2 separate regions of the Homo sapiens genome follow, and region 2 is linked to region 1. The links are chromatin contacts, found by Hi-C in ENCODE. All regions are on one chromosome and are shown on one strand. The core of a region is the stretch at or near the end of the contact, and the rest is flanking DNA. Distances in the headings are between cores, read along the strand shown. Region 1 holds the start of CCDC190 (coiled-coil domain containing 190). Region 2 overlaps NOS1AP (nitric oxide synthase 1 adaptor protein).

Evidence for each region. Hi-C counts contacts between places; a loop is a spot of excess contacts on that map. Pooled maps may share reads with other maps.
Region 2: a pooled map shows a loop between it and region 1 (2.9-fold over the local background). The contact joins the enhancer-like site here to the promoter of CCDC190 in region 1. A Hi-C loop is called at or near these places in 1 of 168 maps with a recorded cell type or tissue (natural killer cell), 9 of 37 single-sample maps with no recorded cell type and 10 of 50 pooled maps.

Annotation. Positions count from the first base shown.
Region 1 is chr1:162,859,299-162,864,068 of GRCh38, forward strand. It overlaps CCDC190 (coiled-coil domain containing 190), which reads right to left and starts at 1,877. Exons shown (of 4, transcript NM_001394065.1): 1 at 1,710-1,877; 2 at 162-360. The coding sequence starts at 348.
Region 2 is chr1:162,347,208-162,351,949 of GRCh38, forward strand. All of the region lies in intron 6 of NOS1AP (nitric oxide synthase 1 adaptor protein), which reads left to right. Among named protein-coding and RNA genes, the nearest start is that of MIR556, 7.0 kb to the left of the region's middle. Within about 2 kb of position 2,709, at least 9 of the 41 ENCODE cell types and tissues checked have a DNase peak (open chromatin) inside an H3K27ac peak, as active enhancers do.

The DNA.
Region 1 (4,770 bases), core at 627-3,126:
GGGGAGGGACAAGGAAGGTTAGGCAGCCTAAAGTCCTGGCTGTGATCAAAAGCTCTTGCTGTCTTGGCACTCAGAGCTCTGAAAGGGCCTCAGCGGAGTGATGGGCCTGCTGCCCTGCTGTGCCTCTGGGGCATCCTCCTCACCAGTCCTGAAAGTCTTACCTTGCTGCAACCTCTGCAGTTCTTTTTGGAGCTGCCTCTGCTCCCAGGTCAGCAATTTCACATGGTAGAGGCAAATAACCTTTAGTCTCTGCAGTCTTTGGTCCAGTCTGGCTTCAGCCTGCTTGGCATTCTTCCTCTCCAAATCAAAATGCTTATACAATTGTCCCCTGACCATGTGCCTCTCCATCTTCTTTATGGTCTAGAGACAATAAGGTATCACAAATAACCTGATAAATGGAAGACTGGGATACTGACCCCGGCTTTTAATCAGAGATCAGTGGTAGAACCTGTGTATTTCTGAAACCACAGGTGCCTAGTCAGATGAAATCACACTATTGTTAAATGAGTTTCCAGAGTAACACAGAAGGATTGAGGGTAGTCATTCCTCTGAGCCTCAGCCTCCCTGTCAATAAAATAGTGATACAATACAATAGGCTCCCCCAACACAGATCCCAGTCAGATTTCCAAGAAGATCAAGTGAGAAGTGTAAGAACAACTCTTTGGAAAAAAAAAAAAAAGGCAGTCTACATATATAAGGCATTATTTACCCAATAAGAAAAGCCTCTTTTACTGTTTCTTAAAGGCTCCCAAAGAGACTGCTCAGAGGTCTGGAGAGGATTTAGGAACTTAGGACACGGCCATTCCTTCCCACACCCTGCCAGTTCATTAATTCACATATGCGTAGGTTCATTCAGCCTGTAATCCTACTGTATGCCAGGTGCTATGCTAAAAGCTAAGAGTAATGGTGAATGAGGCCCAGTTCCTACTCTCAAGGGGCTTTCTCGAAAAGTGGAAGATTGGGGTATCCTGATTATAAAGTAGAACAGCATCCACGATGAGTAGTCTGGGCAACACTGGGGAAGCTGCTTAGACTGGGCGAAAGCTCCTCTTCTCATCCTCACCCATCTTCTCAGACTTTAGATGCTCTCCTCCCTCCATGTACCCTGATGTCTAAGCCCACACCTACTTCTTTCTCCTCTAAATAGCGCTAAGTAGGGACACATTTTTCTCTCCTTTGAGTCTCTATAATACTTTTCTCAGAGCTAAGAGCACAACATGTGCTCAGGATATAAACAGATTGCTGTCAATAAAAGGTTTGGTGATTTTTTTTTTTTTGAGACAGAGTCTCACTCTGTTGCCCAGGCTGGAGTGCAGTGGCGCGATCTCAGCTCACTGCAACCTCTACCTCCTGGGTTCAACCGATTCTCCTGCCTCAACCTCCCTTGTAGCTTGGACTACAGGCCTGCACCACCACGCCTGGCTAACTTTTTATATTTTTAGTTGAGGTGGGGTTTCACCATATTGGCCAGGCTAGTCTCAAACTCCTGACCTTGTGATCTGCCCGCCTCAGCCTCCCAAAGTGCTGGGATTACAGGCATGAGCCACCACACTCGGCCGAGGTTTGGTGATTATAATACAGAAAAAAAGCTTAACATTAAAAAGGAAGATAAGGTCAGGACATGGGAAAGAAATACATTTTAAGGCACTTGTTTTAGAGTCTAAAGTATAACTAAACTTTTATTAAAGAACAGGGCCAGTAGAACTTACCTCCAAATCCAGAGTTTTCACCATGAGACTATGTCTTGTTTCTTTTGCTATGTCAGACTGAGTCTTGATTAATGAGCTTATTTTTCTTCAGTAAACTTAGGAGTTTGGTGTTTGGAGAAAGGATAGAGGGAGACCATTGGAGAGGGCTGCGAGGAGAATGTTAAATACACTTGAAAGCTCTCTTCGTCCCTCCCTACCTCCCCTGGTCAGGAATGCTAGCTCCTTGGGCCATGGCACCAATCCCTGCTGGAGAGGCCAGAGCTCTAAATAGCTCTGTGGGTAAAAGAAGCCTGCCAGCTTCTAGCCTGTCCCTAGAGGGGCCCACAGTGCTCCTTCTCGGCTGTGTCCATGGGAGCCAGGAATGAAAGCAAGGAGTGTGTAACTGTGTTCTCAATCTCTCTCTCTCCTACCCTTTCCTCGTTTCTCTCCATTTTTTTTTTTTCTCTCTTTGTCATACCTCCCTTCCCTAACCTTCATTCCTACTTCTTGAAAACCAGGTCAGCCTCAAAAGAAAGCACCGTTTTTTCTGTCATGACTGTTCACACTTCGTGCAGGAGAGAAGTTAATTTGTTTATTATGTGTTATTGCACACCGTACTGACCTTCCCCAGGCCTTTCCACATGCTCAGAGCACTTCGGTGCTTATCAAGATTTTCAAAGTGGTGAAAACAGCACTAAGCAAAGTAAAATTAAAATCAACTTTTGTGCCCATATTTTGAACAGCTACCGTAGAAGGTTGAGCAGAGCTATTGTTTATATAACAAGATACTGAGTGGGATTTTTACTGTTGCCTTGGAGCTTCGTCTGAAAATAAGACGCACTGATATGCCACAGTCTAAATAGAGCTGCCAACACTGGGGCCTGATAATCCCCCCAGAGTTTACTGAGAGGCAGGCAGCTAAACAGGCCCTACTAACCACAATCACTGCCCAGCAAATAAATAATTATAAAGAGATTACGAGGGGTGGCAGGGAGGAAGAGGAGCATGCTATTTTCTCAGTGGGAGGTAGTTCCTTTCCCATCCTTTCTCATGAGGTAATTCCCTCACCTCCAGAATTTAAATGAATGAGGTGGGATTCCAAGAAAATTATCTGGGAGAATGAGATGCCACACAAGGAGAGACCAGGATCGGGATTGTACCCCCAGCTAGAGGCTTGCTGACTGCAGAACAATAGAGCAGCCCCCATTCCATCCCTTTGTTGCCACTATAGCTGATGATAGTGAGGGATTTCTTAGAAAAGCTTGGTTCCTGCATGGCATTTTGAGAGGGAACTGAAGAGGAAAAGCTTGCAGAAATAATCTATGGCTAAAGGGCAAGAAGGAGCCTTAGTGTGGAGTGCCTAGGAAAAGAATGGTGGCCAAAGCCATCCTAGTTACTCTCAGCCCTCTGAGAATGCCAGAGAGGACCTGGCTCCATGGGAGGGAGCAGAGGGGTTATATGAGGTGGCGGAAACCATGGCATAGTCATCACATTGCTCTTCTTGGAAGACAGTGCTTCATCTGGAGGGGAAATAGAATCACAGGCAGGGCCAGAAGGAGGCAGAGACAGAAGGGATGTGAGTGCAGATGAACTCCCTCATAAAACCACACATCTCGAAAGCAGAGGACACGAGAACACAAAGAATAGACAGGAATATCTATCTATGGGAACATAGGAACACAAGAATAGATAGGAAAATACCAGTCATGCCTTAGCATCACAAATGTGGCAGTTATATAGGAAGATCTCTGCCTCCTCTATTCTCTCCTAGCCCATGACCTTAAAATGGTTAGTGTTGAAAAGACAAGGGAGAGGAGGTATATAAAAAGATCATGCCTTTTCCACTCCAAGGGTTGGAGAAGGAAGAATGATAGAGCAGATAATCCTCCTTTCCCATCTCCAAACTTCCTGGAGTCCAGTGAGGAGTTTAAATTATATGTGAAACTGGAGCTTCAAAGTGGAATGGACTTTTTTTTTTTTAATAAACAAAATGGCAAGAAATGTGTAGAATTTGCCCAGGATATCATTAAGGAACAAGAAAGAAAATCAGCGAAGATAGTGATTGAAAGTATAAAGCTATCATTCTCAGATCATGTTCTTGCTTCCACCACCAGAGAAAGAAATAGTTCAAACTGTTCAGTAAAGTGATTTTGATTAAAATACAATTTTACAGAATATATTTTTAATGCACATCCGTGTAGTTTTCTATAATTCTCTCTGTTTTACATGGAGTCACACCCTTTTGTAGTCAAAACACATCTGGAATCAAAGAATCTGTCATTTATAGACTATGTGACTGTCCTATCCCTTGGTTTCCTTATTTGTAAAATAGGTTAAAAGTATCTTTATCATAGGTTTTCTGATAGAATTGAATGAAATGATCAATTTAAAGTAATTCATGTATAGTAGATGTCCAATAAAAGTTAGCTCCTGATTTTCAGCAAAGATGGAGCAATAGGAACTAGATTTACTTTTCTACATGAAACAATTTAAAAAAGCAGAAAAAATTCATGAAATTAAAAAAAACTGGACATCAGTCAGATAGGATGGTGATCCCTGAGAGAGTGGAAACAAACCAGGGAATCATTATTATTGCTACAGCTTACTGTCTGGAAAGGGTTTCCGGACTACAGCACAAGAATTGAGCAACGAGGCAGGGGTTCCTGACTTGAGGAGACAAAGGTGTAAGTTCAGAAAGACCAAGGTATCCAGAATTAGCAGGGTACAGTAGCAGATCTAAGAAACTCAATGAGGCCGGGCGCAGTGGCTCATGCCTGTAATCCCAGCACTTTGGGAGGCCAAGACAGGCAGATCACAAGGTCACGAGTTCGAGACCAGCCTGGCCAACATGGTGAAACCCCTTCTCTACTAAAAATACAAAAATTAGCTGGGTGTGGTGGTGGGCACCTGTAATCCCAGCTACTCGGGAGGCTGAGGCAGGAGAATCATTTGAACCCGGGAGGTGGAGGTTGCAGTGAGCTGAGATCACGCCATTGCACTCCTGGGTGACAGAATGAGACTCCATCTCAAAAAAAAAAATATCAATGAATCTCAAGCAAAAGATATATGAATTAAACTTCTC
Region 2 (4,742 bases), core at 1,459-3,958, 510 kb before region 1:
ATTGTTAACTCTTCTTTGGTCATGCCCATGCCCCGTTGGTGGCCTGATTGGCAGAGAGCCACATCCTAACTCTCAGAAGCTTTTAAACCCACAGTCACATTGGCAGCCAGTATACACATGTACAAAGAAAGTTTAACCAGAAAGTAAAGGATATTTTCTCTGGTGAAGACACCTATTCCTGGAGTGAAAGCGGTTGGACGCAGAGAGGATGCCCAGAGGTTGAATGTTTGAACACTGTTATTATCACAGAACAACCATCGGAGGAATTTAATCTAATCTCCAAGTACTTAATCAGAACCTGTCACTCAGCTGCTGGCCACAGAGGTCAGAGTTATATGGTCTGGCCAGGTGGAGAGAACCACCTGGATAGCATTTTATGTAAACAACACCAAGGGCTAGATCTTATTTCCCTTTTGCAGTGGGAGCTGCTCTCTCCTTGCACTTCTGGCCCCTGCAGTGGTCTGCTGGGTGGAGTGGGTTTGATGTGATTCACGATTCCCTGGGGACTCAGTGGGGATTCCATAAGGATCACTTCCTATACTTTTCTTTCAGTACTACTTCCCTCACTCCTCCCATGTTCCCTGAGCTCCTTCCTGCCCTGAACATATAGTAAGTATCATGGACTTTTCAGCCACAGTCAACGCCGTTCCCTCTGCCATGGGTCCCTGCCTTCACCTCCATGCAGACATCTTACTCATCCTTCAAGCCCAGCACTGTCTTCTGGGAAGCCTGACTTTCAGCTCCCACTCTCGTTCAGAAAATTTAAACCCTTTTTTTCTGGGTTCCTGTGTTTTCTTCACTCCTGGCTGATGCCGTTAACATTAACATTTAGTCCACTGTGTACCAGACATATAGCATAGCGTCCTCTGTCTTTAGTGGAGTGTGAGCTCTGGGAGGGTAGGGACTTCCTAGCACAGTAAAGACTTGTTGAATAAACTGACAAACAGAGCCAGTGAGTGTGGCAAGGAGTACATATGTTTTAGTCATTGTCAACAAGTGTTTGTTAAATGCTTACTGTATGCCAAAATGAACAGAGATTAAGTAGAGATTTCAACTTTTAAGCAGCCCCTTTTGATGAGGAATGATGACACTTGGTGTCAGGGGAGCAGGTAGAAATGAGGTGAGACTGGGAGGCTGAGCAGAGTATTGATGAGAAGGTGGTGACAGTGACCATGAGTACAAATAGAGGCCAGTGTGGTCACACTCCTTGATTGTAACAGATGGTCAGCTTGGAAATAACAGGCATACCAGCTATGTTTCTCTCTCATTTATATTACCTTTTTGGAGATAGTTTTCCCAAATCACATTACTATACGTGAGACCTCAGCTGCTTGGCTTCCGTATACCACTCTTCCTAAGAAAAATGGAATTGATATTCTATGTGAAGAAACGCCTGGGTCCATTCTAAAAAAGCCCATCAGGCCCAGGATAGTTTCTTCAAGGTTTAAGATGTCCAACAGAGCACTGAGTCTCTGCAAGGAGATCAAGCATGGGCTGGATATGTTAAATAATATAAAGGGAGGCAGCAAGGGCTCTCCCCTGCTCGTGTAGGTGAGGAGAGGACCTGTGGGGTGATGGAAATTGTGTTAGGGACATATAAAGAAAGAGAAAGACAGAGATGGCTCATGGGCCTATATGGCAGAATTCTCTCTTCCTCCAGGTAGGTCGGCCTTTGCTCTATTAAGACCTTCAACTTTGCCGGGCGCAGTGGCTCATGCCTGTAATCCCAGCACTTTGGGAGGCCAAGGCGGGCAGATCACCTGAGGTCGGGAGTTCAAGACCAGCCTGACCAACATGAAGAAACCCCATCTCTACTAAAAATACAAAAAATTAGCTGGGTGTGGTGGCGCATGCCTGTAATCCCAGCTACTGGGGAGGCTGAGGTAGGAGAATTGCTTGAACCCGGGAGGTGGAGGTTGTGGTGAGCCGAGATCGCACCATTACACTCCAGCCTGGGCAACAAGAGCGAAACTCCAACTCCAAAAAAGGGGAAAAAAAAAAAAAGACCTTCAACTGATTGGATGAGGTCTTCCCACCTTATGGGGGAGTAATCGGCTTGGCTCAGAGTCTACTGATTTAAATGTTAATCTCACTTAAAAAAATACCTTCACAGCAACATCTAGAATAATGTTTGACCAAATACCTTGGTATGGTAGTGGCCTAGCCCAGTTGACACATAAAATTAACAACCACAGAAATGAAGAGACAGAATGGCATGATGGAGAGAGAGTTGGAGCCATGGGCTAGAGGAGCCACTGAGGGTTTGGGTTCCAGCACTGGAACCACTGGGACTTGAATCCTGACTCTACCACCTTTCAGCTGGCTAATCCTTGGCAAATTTCATGCTCTCTCTGGAGCTTCGTTTTCTCATCTCTCTGGTATTGTGAGAGAATGTATGTAAAGCAGCATAATGCCTAGCATATAATATGCTCTCCGTAAGTACCCACTGTTTATCGAGTTTTCTAATGTTATAAGTACCCACTGTTTATTAAGTTTTCCAATGCAGACTCCAGAATACATGACCTCATCTGTACAGTGAGGGAGCTAGACAAGGCCTCTCCAGTACTGATTTTATGACGGGTCCAAGTGAAATGATTAACTGGACGCCCTCTGGTTATTGTGTAGTGCCGAGGCCATGAAGCTAAACCATACTTTGAGTCTGAGCATTTGGAATTAGCATTTGGTTCTGGGATTGGAAATGTTTTCTTATCAAGGAAGGCTGTTTACTGCCTAGCCCATTAGTCACTTCCTTTTTACAGCCCCACACACGTTTTCACTGTCTATAAACTGCTAGGAATGTGTTTCTTCTTACTGTAAATGCTTCTCCCAGAGCATTTTTGACTCTACTAAGATTGTTGCCTAATGGCACACCTTGAGCGCCCAGAGTTGAACTGTTGGCTGTTGTTTTTTTTACGAGAATCTCACCTTCATGTTTGGGAGCTTTTCATTTAGTGCAATGTTTATCTTTCCAGTGGAGCTGCCCCACCTGACACGTCAGCAGGCCCTCCGTTGTGCAGAAAAAACATGTTTACTCTGAGGAGCTGGAAAGTGCTGTCTTGTCATGTCTTTTCATCGTTTTCAGCAGTGCTTTCAATGATGTTGCTCACTTTCATTGTGTGCCTCTTCCCTCTCTCCCTCTTTGTGCCTGTCTTTCTTTCTTCCCTGTTCTTACTACTGTTCCCTCCCTGGGGGAGTTTTGTCTTTTGTATCATTTGGCAGCAGCTGCCCTTGGCCATCCCTGGGACTCCAAGCCAGGTGGAGCCACTGCCCCTGTGGCACTTGCCCTGTTGTGCCCTATACTGCTTCTCTGACTCCTTCTGGAGAGGGTTTCCTGGGTGAGACCCTGTTCCCCTGGAGGTGACCCTCCTCCCCCAGCTGCAGACAGTCCAACATGGGAAAGGGCTTGGAGCCTTTTGGCAAAATAGACCTTTTTTGAAAATAAAACTTTTTTTATTTAATGTGAGAAAAGCACCTAACATCTACTCTCTTAGCAAAGATTGTGAATATGATATTATTAACTAGAATCCTCGTGTCGTACATTAGAGTTCTGGCCTTATTCATCCTACATACCTGCAACTTTGTATCCTTTGACCTACATCTCTCCCTTCCCCGCAATTCCTGGTAACTACCTCTTAGTTATGATGATAAATCAGTTAATACAGGTTGAGCATCCTTAATCTGAAAATCCAAAATCTGAAATGCTCCAAGATCGGTAACTTTTTGAGCACCGACATGACACCGCAAGTGGAAAATTCCACTCTTGATACCTTTGCTTTCTGATGGTTTCATGTACACAAATGTTGTTTCATGCACAAAATTATGTAAAATTACCTTTGGCTATATAAGGTACACATGAAACATAAATGGATTTCATGTTTACACATGGGTCCCATCTCTAAGATATCTCATATATATGCAAATAGGCAACTCTAACATCTGAAACACCTGTAGTCCTAAGCATTTCAGATAGAGATACTCAGCCCATACACATAAAACTAGTGCAGTGCCTGAAGCATACTAAGTGCTGTTTAAGTTTAAGCTGTTATTGTTGCAGTTTCAAGGCAAAAAGTGGCCATTTCAAGCACTTTGAGACTGAGCTTGTAACTCCTTGCTCATTTGACTGTACCAATCTGGCTAAACCCCAATTCTACATTAACTCAGGAGTATTTTTTCATTTTTGCCCTATGACACTGAACAGCACTGGAGAAAACTGCCACCCACAGACCGATTACACATTTGTGATCCCCAAGCTCAGCCAGGGCTACTTCACCATTCAGCAGCCCTGCTTGTCCCCCCCTTCTGTCTCAGTGGACAGTGACCTTCTCCTGTCACCTGCCTCTGCATTCCACCTCCATCTCGCCTCCTCTGGAACTTTGAGCAACTGGTTATCTCATGCTCCTGAATCTTCACCCAAATTATCTGCTATTGCTGACTTGCCCTTCCTCGCCCAACTGCAGATAGATAAGGTCGGGTCTTTCTTATCTTAAAAGCTGAGCAAAATTAAGCCTTCCTTGTCCCTATGTCTCCCCCCGACCTACGACCTTACCTCTCTCCTTTCCTTGGTAGCCAGGCTTCTTGCACAGCTTGTCTGTACTCACTGTCTATTTTCTTATTTTCTCCCAGTCTTTCTGTCCACTCTTGATATCTTTTCAACCTCCAGTAATCTGGTGTCTGCTGCCCTGCCAGCCCTTCCTGAAGTTACCAGGCAGGGGTTCCTAAGGGCCACCTTTCTCTGTAGTGCT